Linked DNA regions of Homo sapiens: all the other regions are linked to region 1. The links are chromatin loops, found by intact Hi-C in ENCODE. Cell type or tissue: IMR-90. All regions are shown on one strand.

The links. Peaks named below come from ENCODE experiments on the same cell type or tissue, not always from the same donor. Only the 100,000 strongest peaks of a DNase experiment are listed, where the experiment ranks them.
Region 2: it touches region 1 in a loop (2.9-fold over the local background); 2 of 110 quality-filtered maps call a loop at or near these places.
Region 3: it touches region 1 in a loop (2.7-fold over the local background); 3 of 110 quality-filtered maps call a loop at or near these places.

Annotation. Positions count from the first base shown.
Region 1 is chr9:4,079,713-4,084,712 of GRCh38, reverse strand. The region is part of intron 4 of GLIS3 (GLIS family zinc finger 3); the gene reads left to right. Among named protein-coding and RNA genes, the nearest start is that of GLIS3-AS1, 180 kb to the right of the region's middle. In IMR-90, a CTCF peak has its summit at 2,947; DNase peaks (open chromatin) are centred at 12, 792 and 3,012; H3K4me3 peaks cover 354 bases; H3K27ac peaks cover 1,204 bases.
Region 2 is chr9:3,464,993-3,469,992 of GRCh38, reverse strand. The region is part of intron 1 of RFX3 (regulatory factor X3); the gene reads left to right. Among named protein-coding and RNA genes, the nearest start is that of RFX3, 59 kb to the left of the region's middle. In IMR-90, a CTCF peak has its summit at 2,216 (motif pointing left); a DNase peak (open chromatin) is centred at 2,212.
Region 3 is chr9:3,946,343-3,951,342 of GRCh38, reverse strand. The region is part of intron 4 of GLIS3 (GLIS family zinc finger 3); the gene reads left to right. Among named protein-coding and RNA genes, the nearest start is that of GLIS3-AS1, 50 kb to the right of the region's middle. In IMR-90, no CTCF peak of the experiment used is centred here; a DNase peak (open chromatin) is centred at 2,272; H3K27ac peaks cover 806 bases.

The DNA.
Region 1 (5,000 bases):
GTACGGCATGCTTCTGTTGTTTATAACTTTCTGTAATGTGTGATAACAAAGAGCAGTGTGTGGTAACAAAGAACACTCTGTTACCACGAGTTATTTTAACCACCATCCTTCGGCTGCTCAGCCTTTTTTCCCCTTCTTCCTCACAGCTCTGTTTCTGGCTCCATGTCTCCGTCACCCACTTCCACCTCCTCCCCAGCTGCTCCTCCTCGTCTCCTTGTGTGAAGTCCTTTCCCGTGGCTGTTTCTTCTCCACCACGCGAACCTGCTGGAGGCTCTTGGCTTGATAGCATTAGCAATTTGCCATTATTTTTTCCTCTCCTTGCGCATGCATTTCTACCAAAGGTTCTTCAAATGTAGAGAACCGCAAGATAAGAGATATCCCACAGGCCCCTCTAAGTTTAAGGGGAGGCTAGGAATTTGTGTGTGTGTGTGTGTGTGTGTGTGTGTGTGTGTGTGTTAGAGAGAGGAAGGAAGGAGAGAGAGATTACACATTGCTGGCATCATATCACTCTGCTGTTGGTTTGAGGGCTTCGTAGTCTTTTTCTCCCCTCCCAAAGGAGTTCTTGCTGTCTTTTTAATACTACCAAGCCAGAAACACAGAATGGGCTTTTTAAAAACAGACCTGGAAAAGTTGCTGTGTTTTGTTCTAAAAATCCTGGCCTCAGACTCTGAATGGTAACAGAGCCTTGAGCAGCTCCATCTGAACTCCTGGAGAGAGGCAGGAAGTCATCTGCAATAGTGTAAATGGTGATGAACCCAGAGTAGTTAAACAGAGGCAGTTTCTTTCTCTAGAGATGATTTCTACATGCGTTGGCTTTTATTCTGGCATGAAGTAGCAAGTGAAACCAGAAATTATTGATGTAAGCAAATGGTACATAGGGCAAGAGTACTGTAAGCTTAGCTGGTCATCTTGCATAGATTTCAAGGTAGAGGGTAATTTTTATAGCTCTCCTTGCACTTTCTGCAGTGGATTTTTTCTTGTGTTTTTGGCTTGGTTTATAAAACACACCTGAGATATTTTTCTTGACCTCATTACTTACTCTTAAACATTGTCATACACATCTTCAGTGGTATAAATCATACCAAGAAGGAACATAAAAAATAACTCCGATTTTAACTAAAAAGTTCCTACCTATAGATTGGCTGTATGACCTATGGAAAGTAAATTAATGTTTCAATTTCTCAGGTATTTTTACCCATAGAATGGGAGAATTGAACAACATAAATGGCAACATCTTCTCCACTTCAAACATTCATTAGTAACAGGACAAATTCAAGGCTGGGAGCTGCATTTCACCTAGTATTTAAATTCCATGTATCTAGTAGCAGCTACCTAGAGGGCTGTGGTAAGGATTATGGACTGCCAGGCTCAGTGAAAAGAGTAGGGTATTGATTAGTGATGTCTGCTTTGGTGCAATGATGAGGAGTAGTGGCACATGTTTTGTGCTCTATTGCTGCCCAAATTCTAGTAAGAGGGTCCACAAGACAACTGTGTTTTCATTAAACACACATAAACACACACACCACTTGAACCAAATTGTGGATGAAACCACAGGCATGAGTTCTATTCCATTTTCAGATGATTCAGCTTCAATTAAATCAAATTTCTGTTCCCTTATTTATATATCTCAAACCCAAAGGGAACAGAGAAAAGGGTTTGTGGATAACTCAGTTTAAACATGTCACCACTTCAGACCTAGGTCTTCTAAAAACTTTGGCACTTGCAGAGAACAAGGTACTAAATTACAGCTAGTTACCCATCTAAAATAGCATTGAGCCCCAAAACATAACTTTTTTATGACCATGGGCCTTGGAACAAAAAGAGGTGTCGAAAAATATGTATGGGAAATGGTACAAACTCCATCTTAAGTCTGTTTCGAAAGTGAATATGAACAATTTTTAGAACTACTTTAGTATGTCTGACAAAATTGTGTTTCCAGAATATGCAAGTAAAGAGTGGAGAGTTACAAAGCAGTGTTTGTAGAATGTTAGATAAGATGGTGAAGTTAATCAGATTTCAGGGTTCATCTTGACCCACTGCCTCCCGGGACACTGATCAAAGTTTCGTGAATCCTTCTGATGCAGAGTTATTCATTAGAGTTCTCAGCACATAATTATGGACTGTCAGAAGATTTCAGCTTCGTGTAATAAATGAGAAGCATGCCTGCAGCTTGCTGAGGTGTTAGCTTAATAGTCTCATAAGATAGGTTGTTTTTCTTCTCCCTCAAGACCTGAGCAAAATGGCTTATATCTTGCCCACCCCATTTCAAATGAAGATGTAATGTTTAGGACTTAAATTTCTTTAAAAGTTTATTTCTTAGGGGAAGAAACACAGCTTCTCATTTTATTTCCCTTTCCTTCGTTCTATCTTCTTTTGAACTGGAAGTGTAACAGATTTTGTTTTTATGCCTGAATCTTGGTAAGGATGTAGAAGTTTTTCTTCTACCACACATAGTTATATACAGTAAAATGTTAGTAAATTGGTGCTGATAAGCAGTGCCACATTTAAATTGCTGCCTGCATGATGCTCTTACTCGGAGATGCAATTATTTCCCTTGGTTTTGACAAGATGTCAACTGTGATATGCACAGAGCACAAACATATCCTAAGACACCATAGTGCATTAGAAATCTTTCCAGAGGAAAACTCAAGTTATGTGTCTGGGGCTCCCATTCCGATTCTGTCCTCTGTCTTTGGATGTTTGTTTATGTTTAGATTATTAGCTGATTATGCATATGAAATGGCATTTAAGAAGCATGAATTTTTCTATTTAGTGATCATAATGAACAGTGGCTTCTAGGAGTATTTTGCCTTCATTTTCAAGTTTGAGAATACAAAAAGGAGAACAATTTACCATTAGTCATTTTCTTGGTAATGATTGTAGAATTGCTTGTATATAATGGCTTCTGGAGGGAAATTATGGTGGCTAATTTATGATAGAATTGTACTGCAGTGCAGCTCACTGTTGAGAAAACAGAGATGCATCCGATTCAGAGTCTGGCAGTGAGGAGTTTATAGTCTAGTTGGGGAAATGTATTAGTCACGATAGGCTGGTTGCTATTACAGTCCCTCCAAATCACAGTGGCTTAGCACAATCAAAATATATTTCCAACTAGTTGGGAGGGCTTTACACGTGTTTATCCAGGGACCCAGGCTCCATCCACCTTAGGTTCCAGTATCGTGGGGGTCCACAGTGTTTTCTCCATTTAGCCAGATAAAGAGCAAAGAAAATGAGGATTCCTCATGAGAGGACTGACAGCGGGTAAGTGGCTCTCCTCACATCCCATTGGCCAAAACCCAGGTACATGGCCAAATGTAGGTGCAAGGGAGGCTGGGAAATGTAGTCTAATTTACTACACAGCTGGCAGCCTCTGCCATTGCAGTAAGTATATGCGACAGGGTAAAAAGGGTTAATGTGGTGAGGACAAAGGACTGCAGAGGCCTGGCTAGGAGGGTCCAGATGCTTAATAATACTTTGTATAGAAGGTAAGTGGGTCATTTTTGTACCAGCTCTGTCTGGTAGTCATGCTTCCCTCTAGCACAGTATTCCTTAGTGATGTGCAAGAATTTGAGTGCCTGGCCTGCACTGAATATGAAGCTCATTGTGTAACCTAGGAATAGCTAATGGCCAAACAGTTCTGGGGCAGATTCTACCCTCTACTGCCGTAATCAAGGACAAGCCAGGCAAGACTGGAAAAACGCCCTGTGGAGTAGAAACCCTGCTCATGAAATCAGTTGCCCTGTGTTGCTGCAAGTTGACAAGGACTGTGGTAAGCAGACCCACCTCAAACACCGTTTCCTTGAGAGGTGAAGGGGGTGTGAAGGTTGTACGATGTACGCCCGGGGGTCAAGATGATCCAACGGAAGGCCTGGCTGCAGGTATTGCCACTGAAGAGCCTTGCGTTATCTGCCCCCTCACTTTATCTTTCTTTGATATTTGTAATGTATTTTAATGCCCCTAGACTTCTCTCTTTTGTTGACATTAGTATTTCAGTTTTCAGCCAACTACAAAATATGTCCTACTCAGGGCCAGGATTAGTGTCAGAAATCTAAGGGGGTGCCAAAAGCTCAATAATAAAGGTAAATAATATTTTAATGTAATATTTAATCAGTATTAATTTTTAAAATCCTTGGTGAACAAAATATCAAAATTTTAAATGGGGTAGAATACACATTAGTGATTTATCCTTTCCCTTAGCTCCAGTATGGCACAACAGGGCAGTATTAAATCATCTTGTCTTTATTTAAAATTTTGATAATTTGTTCATCATGCATTTTTTTGTACTAATGTTGATTATTTTAAATACTGCATCAAAATGTTTTTTTATCCTGATTACTGAGTTTTTGGAGCCCCCTTAAATGATTCACCTATGGGGAATACATCATGCCTCACCCTAATCTGAGCTCTGGCACTTACCTCTGTGTCTCTAGTGCCTAGCACAATACCTGAGACATGGTGGGTGCTCAGGAAATGCTTACGAATGCAAGAATGCTGGAAAAATAAATGGGAAAACTAATATGTCAGGTGTCTTAGAATTGGAAGAAAGGATAGTATAGGAACCACAGCACACGGTTTTCAACCCAGTCATAAAGCCAGGGGGGTTCCAATATAGTTAGTCATTGAATTTGACAAGCAGGCAGATTCCTGCACAAACACTTTTACAATAGCATTTTCCAAATGGATCCTGTATGTCACCTTCTTAAATCATTGTGCATATTTTCCACCCTTAAGGAGGAGAGTATTCAGAGTATCCTTTCTTTTTTCAACAAGTGTCTGTTAAATAACTACCTTTTTCTTATTTCTTCTATTTTCTTCCCTTTTTTTTAAATTTTGAGAGAGCAGTGTTGATGTTTACTTATCAGTAGCTCTGATTCATTGAATTTCTCTTACATGTTGGGTGTTGGGTGCTTTGAATGATTACAGCAACCTGTTTCAGGTAGGTTTTCTTTTTTCTTTTTTTTTTTTTTTCACATCCATCTTTCAAAGGTAGAAAAGAAGGC
Region 2 (5,000 bases), 610 kb after region 1:
ATTACAATAGTGATCCTTGAATATTGCAGGGGTGCTTGTGGCAAATCAGCATCTTGGAGTTGTCGGTTAGGTGTACTTCGAAAAGGCTTCCTTTTTAAGGCTGGTTTAGGGACTTACACATGAGCTATAATTTTTTTTTTTTTTTTTGAGACGGAGTCACGCTCTGTCACCCAGGCTGGAGTGCAGTGGCGCGATCTCAGCTCACTGCAACATGATCTATAATTTTTAAAACTATAATTATTTTGGGTCATATGTCCTGTTTTTCTTTCATTGTTGATTTTGTACGGTTGAATTTATATTGGTGTCTAAAAAATTATTTGAAAGCTAACTGGACAGTATTTTAATGTGAAATTGTAAAATAGTTTTAAGTGTATTCCCATGAGAAGAGCTGTTCCAAAGAAAATAATAGGAAAATAATATTTTATCATTGACCCAGTAAAAACAAGTGCAAAACAAATTTATGTTCACAATCAAGAATAATGACCTTTCTGCACTTTTTAGAACCCAGTATTGAGAGATTTCGTAGTTTATATATTGACTTTATCTTTGACTTATTGAAAATATTGTTTTCATCCTTATTGGGTGTCCTGGAAAAATACCCAAGTTGATCCTTAAATTTGAAAAAAGAAAATTCAGAACGAAGTATTTCTAGATTCTAATGGTACTAGACTAGAAAATAGAAGATTGGTAGGTAAAGAAAATAATGTATATGAAATAGTATATGAACACAGAAGCATAACGTATTTGTGTTCCTACATTGAACACAAATTCAGTATGCATTTTCTGTCTTTTTGCAGCAGTTCAACTTTGGACATGTATTTCTTTCTTTCTCTTTTTGTTAAATAAATGAACAGAATTTATCCCTTGATCATCTGTAACATAGTTTCATTGTAACCAATAGTCTGGGCTTTCACTTGAATGTTTTTTTAATGAATTTATCTGGAGATGCTTTGCATTTTTCTAAATTTTGGCTACACTAATTAGAGAGTGGGTATTACGAAAAACTGACAGGCAGTTTTAAAAAATATTAAATGAATTGGTTTTGAAAAGGGATACAACTATGTAGTTTTACATTTTTCAACTTGTTTTTACATTGCCCTTTAGAATGTTTAATATTTTGTAATGAAAGTATGCGGTTTTTCTTCTTTTTTTTCTTTTTTCTTTTTTTTTTTTTTTTCAAAAGGAAAACAATCGGGTAAAAATCTGAGAAATATTTTCAGTTGTCCAAGGCTAATGTTGACTTAAATAGGTCTAGGTCTTCATGGTTGACAGCTGCAGATAATTAGCTTTTTCTTTCTTAACAAAGAAAGCAAATGGAGCTGCAAGACATTCATTGCCTTTTCTGTCATCAAAATAATAATGTATGTATTTAACTCCTGCAGTTCCTTAAATTGATTTAGTGCTAAGCTGCCTACATTACATATAATAGGAATGACAAGTGAAAGCTGCAGCACATATTTGCGTGGCAAAAGGGAGCAGTGATTGACAGCAAAGTTTCTCTCTACAAGAAATAGCAGTGTTGTGGAGCTCAAAAAGGGCCAGATACATAATTCTTAAAATTGTAGAGCAGATTCATGAAATGAATTTTAAAAAGTGATTGCCACTTGGTGTACTTGAGTGTCTTTGTGTTTTTGGCTCTGGGTGAGGGGCACAGATGGACAGAATCTCACCTGACTGCCAAATATCAATAAATTCCTTTTAAGTATGTTAGTATTTGTTATTTAAGAATGATACTTACAAATTTTAGATCAAATTGTGTCTCTGTACTCAGTAACTGAGTCCTTTAGCTGTAACAATTCACTGTATTTGAAGAAGCCGAGTAATACATCTATTCAAATAAAGATTTTGAAGGCCCTAAATTGAGTTATCTTTCATGGAAAATACCCATTTTCACATGTCTGTAAAACTTGAGGCATCGTTTCTGGAAAGGTAATCACATAGGATTGGTAGTTTCTTTTGGTCAGACAGTGGTTAAATGCGATCATCTTTCAGAAGTACTCAAAAAATATTCTGGCTTTCTTTTGTTCCCATGACACATACCCAGAAGCCATGGTTGCAAGGACACTTGGTGATTGCTGCTGCATGATGCTCTGTGATGAGCCTAGAGTGCTGGGCTTCATATTATACCATGGAAATGTTTCTTATTTTGTTGACAACTCTGTGTCTGTGGGAGGCGGGGAGGGGAAGCCCTATGTGTGCTTGTACACTGGCAGCCTCTACTGGCCATTGCAAAGAGCAGCATTGTCCTCTGTTCTTTCCATTCCAGGTTGCATATGCTTTTACTTGGGTTTAGCTCTTTCTTCTTTGGTCCTCACCCTCTTTGTTGTCCTCTTTTGAAGACTAGTTATTCTGTTGGATGTCTTGATTTATAATTAATAAAGAGCTACTAGTCCAGTATTTTCATTAATAAATTAATATCATAAGTGAATGGAATTCTTCAGGACCTTAGAAGAAGTTATGAATATAACCTTTCCTTGAGAAATAATTTTCATGTAAGAGGGAAGATAGATTTATCTTTATGTAGGTTTTAAAATACTTTCTCAGTTGCAAGCCTTAATGTATGATATAGAGATTAGTCTTTTACTTATGACTGACAAAAAACCCTGATGCCTTGAAAGAAAGCCTTGGCTCAGTGATAGACTTAATTACACACACACACACGTACATACACACACACATATATATATTTGTGTGTGTGTATATATATGTATATATATGTATGTATGTACATATATATGTATATATAATATATATTGTATATACATATATACATTATATATGTATATACACATACATTATATATGTATATACATATATACATTATATACGTATATACATATATATTATGTATATACATATATACTTACATATATGTATGTATATACATATATACTTACATATATGTATGTATATACATATATACTTATATATATGTATGTATATACATATATATATATATATATAATTCTTTAGATTTAGGTATATCAGCTTTCTCTTAGAGGTTTCCAGGAAGTAGGCATAAACTCTTATTGGGCTTTATGCATATGAATACCTCCGGGGGTTGGATAGAGGGTGGTGTCTAAGCTTTAAGTCTAGACAGAAAATGATAAGTATTTGTAAATAAAAGATCCAAGGATGGTAGTAAACTGGATTATTCTGTTTCAGGGATAGAAACTTATAAAATGTTTGATCTAATATCTTTGACTTCGGGCAATAATTTGACCACAGTAGATGATTTCTCCAATAAAATAGACTCATTTCTTGACATTTACATTTTATCAGTGGCTCTACTTACTAATCACCTAGTTATCTTTGAATCTCTTGGTATTTTCAAATAAGACATCTAATTGAATCTTTTTATACAAAGTCTCCTATCCAATGGCTTCCATTCCTACTGCTACCACCAATTCCTAGATTATTACAGTAACTTTAGGTTAGTGCAAAAGTAATTGGCAAAAGCCACAATTACTTTTGTGCCAACCTATACTAATAGATTTCATTTTTTCCATGTTCTTCATCTTTTAATTCAGCCCGTACAACCTAGCCATATGCATTTGACTAAAACATTGCTTTTATTGCATCACATTTTTTTCTTTTAATAATTTATTATTTGCTTGAGAAAATGAAAAGTACTAAAGGATATAGCCAGTAGAGCAAGACAAGGAGCATGGAGCTAGGAATAGGAAGATGTGGGATTTTTGCTTTGATTTTGGCTATATGACCTTAAGCATATATGTATACCTTCCTGAGTCTCTGTTTTTCTATTATTTAAAATTATTTGTTGCCAAGATTGGTTAAAATAATGTTATATGAAATTGCCATGAGTTCTTTAGAACTCTATTTTCCTGCTACAGAGTAAAAAGACAAAATTTCTTAGTCTGGAATTTCTTTTCAAACTGCTCATTTCTGTACTATGCATGGCATAAATAGGTACTTAATGAATGCTGTTTGAATAAATTCTGTACTTCCAATCTTGTATTTCTCTCTTATTTTCCAACTCAAATATGTTGTCTCTACTCTGACCACTGAAAATGTTGTTCATATGGTCACAGCTACATCATTCTCCTGTTCTTTGCCCTGCTAAGAATGCTGTCCTTCACTTTTTTTTCAAATCCTGATTTTTAGGAATAGTCAAGTTCCCCTATCTCCTTTGAGTCCACTTTTGCTTTTTCTTTTTTTCACCATAGCAATACTTACTATCTTTACCACTCACTGCTCTATTTTGAGATATATAGTATCTTGTATTATTAATAAAAATGCCCTGTTTGCATACCTTCTCTTCTTTGTATACTGTAAACTCCTGTATAATAGGAATAATAGCTTTGATTTTTGTAGTTACTCTTTAAGGATATTTTCATTGAACTTGTAATATATCCAGATTAACATATGGGCCAAGTGCAGCGGCTCACGCTTGTAATCTCAGTACTTTGGGAGGCTGAGGCAGGTGGATCACCTAAGGTCGGGAGTTCAAGACCAGGCTGGCTAAAATGGTGAGACCCTGTCTCTACTAAAAATACAAAAAAAAAAAAAAAAAGTTACCTGGGCATGGTGGTGCATGCCTGTAATCCCAGCTACTAAGGAGGCTGAGGTAGGAGAATCACTTGAACTCAGGAGGTGGAGGTTGTGGTGAGCTGAGATCATGCTACTGCATTCCAGCCTGGGAAACAGAGTGAGACTCTGTTTCAAAAAAAGAAAAAAAGCAAAACAGGTTAACATATAAGAAATGGTTTATATTTGCCACGAGATATTAGAACAAGGATTGGCAGGTTGTTAGAAGTGAGATACTAAGATGCTGTCAGACTACTGATACTCTTGATTTATAGGGGTAAAGAGTTCAGATTGCAAGGGTTTGGGGAAGGTTCCCCTCTGGAAAAGAATGACCTGCATATTGTTATGAGTTAGTGATTCTTCTATTTTAATAAAGCACCCCTTTAACATATAGATACCTTAATTAGGAACAGGTCCTTATATATCAATATTGTTTGCTTGTGAATATAAAT
Region 3 (5,000 bases), 130 kb after region 1:
TGGATCATAAAGAGATCATTAGTGTTTACTAATACAGTATGTTCTTAAGTTGCTTTACTACCACGTCTTTTCAGTATTATTTACTGAGCAGCTGAAATAATTGGGCTTTGAATTTTTAGATTACTATAAAGCAAGACCTGTTGTCACTTATTGCTGGGTGTAATTGCACCATATGTATTTAGTGAAGCTATTTATTCATCTCCCTGGTGGATAACTTTGTCAAAATGAGTTGAGATATTTCTGTGTGTGCAGTTAGAATCTAGAAAACATGCATTTCATGTAGAACTTAGAAATTATAGAGGGCTTCACAAACATTTTTTTGGTCTCCAGACCTGAGGGTCTGTTCTGTAAGTTTGTCTCATCTTTTATTATTCCCCATTGTTAGAACAAATACTGTTCCTATGAATTTATGGTTATTCTGAGTGGATTTTAAGCCCTAGAAGCATAGTTTCAAAAAGAGAAAGAAAGCGAGGGAGGGAGGAGAAGAGAGGAAGAAAGCATTTTAATATGAATAACTTGCATTTTAATTTTTAACAAGTCACTTGTCCGTTATTCAACACATCTGCATTGGGTGCTTACTACACATGCTGCTGCATCATGAAAAGGGACAAGCCTGGTTCCTGTCCTAGCGGACTCACGTTCCATGAGGATGCTATAAGGGCATATATGTGAGAGACTAAACATAACCACTGGGACAGAGAATGCTTTTCTGAAAAAGAAATATTTCAACTAAGCTGTGAATAATGCATAGAATTTAACCAGGCAAATAAGAAGGAAACATTTTTCCAGGCAAAGGAAATAGCATGTGCAAATGCCCTGAGGTGGGAAGGGGCATGGTGCCCTTGAGAAACTGAGCTGAGGGAGCAAAGGGAAGGGGAGGAGAGGTGAAGATGAGGCTGGAGAAGTAGGCGGGAGCCACATCAAGCAAGATGTATGAGCCATGGCGAGGCTTTGGGCTTTATTTGAAAACCAGTGGGAAATCTTTGAAGAATTCTACACAGAAGAGGAACATTATTAGATTTCTAGTTTTCAAAAGTGACTCCAGCTGCAGTGTGACACTAGATGGTGGGTGAGGACAAGAGTGGATGGGGGAGACCTATTAGGAGATCACTGAAGTAGACCAGGTGGGAGGCCATAGTGGCTTAGCTTAGGGAAGGTCAGATATTGATGGAGAGAAGTATTTATGTTTGAGAGATAGTTGCAGACTTGGAGATTAGAGATGGATATGTGGGAGAGGGAAATGTCAAAAATGACTTGTAGGCTTTGGGGCTGCGCTGCTGGGTGAATAGAGAGCAGGCAGTGAAGGCTCTGGGGGAAAAGGTCATTGTTAAGTGTTGGAATATGTACTTTGAGATGCCTGTGAGCCCTCAGTGTAGAGATGTTGAATAGGCAGTAGGGCTTGGCATTCAGAGGAGAGGTCTAGGCCAAGTTTAACAACGGAACAATCCATAGCCATGTGTCTTCTGATATGACGCAGATTGGATTCTTATATCCACCAACGGAAAATAGCAAAATGAACTATTTTTCTCTTTCTCGAGGCATTTTGCCTCAAAGAGACTTGAAAGTGCTACAATAAATATTTAGGCAAATATTCCATTGATTTATTATTTTTCCAAAAAAGACAATTTGTTGAGCACCTAATATGTATTAGGCACCTGTTAGATTATGGGAACTTCGAAAACATCTTTCTTTTTCCCACCAGTAAAGTTACTTTGAAGAAAAGGTAAGCTAAGTACGCACCTAAGGAGGGCCAAGTTTTGTTACTGTTGGTAAATTTGTATTAATCCTCAGGATCCTATATTTGATAAAATGAAAAGGGATCTCGCTGTAAGATATTTCGTTGTTTGGCTGAATGTGCAATCTTGTAGGTTCTTCTAGAATTGTCATGTTGACTCTTTTATGCCAGGTATCACTTTGCATTTTTTTCTCAGCAGCCCAGGCTTCTGAGTGGCTCACAGATGCATACCGCATTTGTTTTTATTTGAGAAGTATAGTTAGTTAAAAAGGAAGATCATGCCAAGAACATAAGGCTCACAGTACTTTCTAGTCATTGCTAATGGTTTAACGCTGTGCTCAGATTTTGATGAGAATGATTAGTATAATTTAGGATAGTCAGTCTTTGTGAATTTAAATTATTAATATGTTTTACTTTGTAAGAGAAAAAAAGAAAGAGAGCAACTGGATTCCTTCTGAGACATGTTCTTTTTCTTATCTCCTTGACCTCTTGAAAAATAACATTCCTTTGGAATTACACGGAGGGAATACTTGGTTAAATAACTGAGCCAAAAGGCCATGATCCTAGTTGAGGCTCTTCACTTACTAGTTGTGTGTGACTTTGGCAAGTCACTTAACCTCTCTATGTCTCAATTTCCTTTACTTGTAAAATGAGAACCATAATATTAGATAATTTGAATACATGTGGATGGATGTTGATGATAATGGGTAACATTTATTGAGAATTTACTATGTGCTAGATACTTTCCAGCCAAAATTGTTGGCTCTGTAAGATGACAAAGAGATAAAATAAAGGAAGAAACATATCATGGAAACAACTCATTTTGCTCATTCTTTTACTTTTTATGGAAATAATAAACAACAGTAGTTTAAATTCAATGCAAAGGCCAACTACTCTAAATAATTAGACCCATATTCTCATCAAATTTAAACTAAGATGATGAAATAGTTTCATCTACCCTAGACTTTATACTTTTAGGCAGAATTTTTCATAGACTTATTATTCCTGGGATCACTTGAGTCAGGTTCCAGAGAGAGGGGGTGGAAGGTGTATTAAGTAGAACAGTCAGGGGGATTGAGGTTACAATTCTGAGCCAAGGTATTTTTCATAAGAATTATAGGGATCAAAGTACACTGCAGGCATGACAGTGATTGAATAACTATGAGTGTGGGTCTTAAGACCCAAAAGGTCATCGATGGAAAGAGTTAATGGATTTAATGACAGTTTCTTAGCCATGAGTGAACATATAGGAAGAAGGGGTAAAATGTGAGAGAGATTTCCTCATCAGCCAAAAGAGACATTCAGAAATGGGATAGAGTAGTTTAAAATCAGCACAAGAAAGGAGAAGAGCAAGCGGAAAGAATGAAGGGTTTTCTGAGTCCCTGCTGTGTGCCAGCTAGGCTTGTGATGGGAAAGCTATGCAGAAAAGTTCCACCTTGAAAGAAAAGAAACTGGAGATGATGCATTTTAGAAGCAAGTGAATGGTTTTGATGAACCAGTGTGGGTTGTCACAAAAGATTGTCAATCCTAGGACGATGGAGCTGCAGTGAAGGCATCACTCTGAGATCACCCCTTTGTAATGGCCGCCAGGGCTAATGCAAGGTTTTGAGTTCCATTATTTTCATATCTCTTTCTTTTTTAGGCAGCCAGTCACAGATGATTTTTAACAAGAAGTACAGGATTTATATTTAAGAAGTGCATAATGGAAATCGATGGCTTTTTGTTGAGAAAAGCACAGTGTCAGGAAAATATCTCTGCCACTCTCTTTCCCCCTGTCTTGTCGCAGTGGTGGAAATTTTACATTTGAAAGTGAAAAGGCTTAAGATATAATTTTTTAATCCCATCTTTCCTGCCCACTTGCATCTCTTCCAAAGCTTGTCAGGGCCAGATCTGGAATAGCAAGAGCCATTAAAAATTTGGCATCTTGCACTCCGTTTTTTGGAATAAACTCAGTGTGGGCCAATTTATGGTAAATTATTCTCTTCGTGTGTGAATTTCCTTTTCTCTCTTGGCAAATTCATGCTTGCTTCTACACCCCTGCACACAGATCTTAAACACACACATTTATTACAGAATCTGTGTGGGATATGTGTGCAAGTGTTAAAGTGTGTGCCCATGGCTGTACCCACAAATGCATATGCACATATTTGCACCTATGTGCCTATATGATAAGCAAATTGACTTAAACAGTTTGTCTTGGAGGTTTGTGTTGCTGTATGTATGTTAGCATACATTCTGTTGCAACCCGCAAACAGTTTCTCAGTCAAGAGATGACAGAATTCAGCAATCGTTTTGGGAAACACCATAGTAAATAAATATATTGCTTAGTTCTGTTAAACCAAGCAAGCCAATTCTTAATAAAACTGAAGGCAAGAAGTGGCAATTCTCATCTTTGCAGTCAAAGACAATTAATTACTGGGCAGCCAAGTCCATTGCCAACAGGGAAGACAGAGCCAAGGCTTTGCTTCAGCCCATGTGCGTTGAACACAGACCCTGTAGCCAAGCATAGTTATAACCTGGGACACTGGATTGGAGTCCCTGCCTCCCATTCTGAGAGGTTGGCTGTAGGATGGCCGACAGAGGCGTGGCGTCGTGAGGGGTTGGCTGTAGGATGGCCGACAGAGGCGTGGCGTCGTGGGAAACTGCTTGACCTGCTGTTTGGTGACACTCGACTCAGGGCAACTCAGGGCAAGGTCGAAAAGATCATTTTTCTTTGCATGAGAAACTCTGATGAGAGGCTCTTCCCTGGCATATTTGACAGCATATTAGCTCAGCTTTTAAAGGGCAATTTAAAACAGTTTCTTTTCCTTTATGTATGAGAAGGCACACATTTATGTGCCTTGAATTATTGCTACTAACACGTTCCCAATAGATCTGTGTATCTAGCTCAGATTTGGAAAAGGGAGTGGTAGGAAAACAGCTCACTTACTTCACAAGTTGTTGCTACAAATTTCTCAGAATATCAATAAAGAAGTAAATGCATCACATTCACAAAAATACAACCATATGTTGTTATTAGTATTTTTCCTACATGGTTAAATATTCAAATATTTAAAGATACATTTTACAGTAGTTCTATAGGACATGAAAATTCAGCATCTAAAACCTGTAAATGCATTTTATAAAAGCTTTTGCAGTGTTGACCATTTGATGTCATCATGAGCAGTAACCAACCCTACCTAATTAAAAAGCCTTAATGAGCTTACTACACAAGGAAGTCTAGGCAATCAATATGCATTCTTACAAGGAGTTCATTTTCTCCATT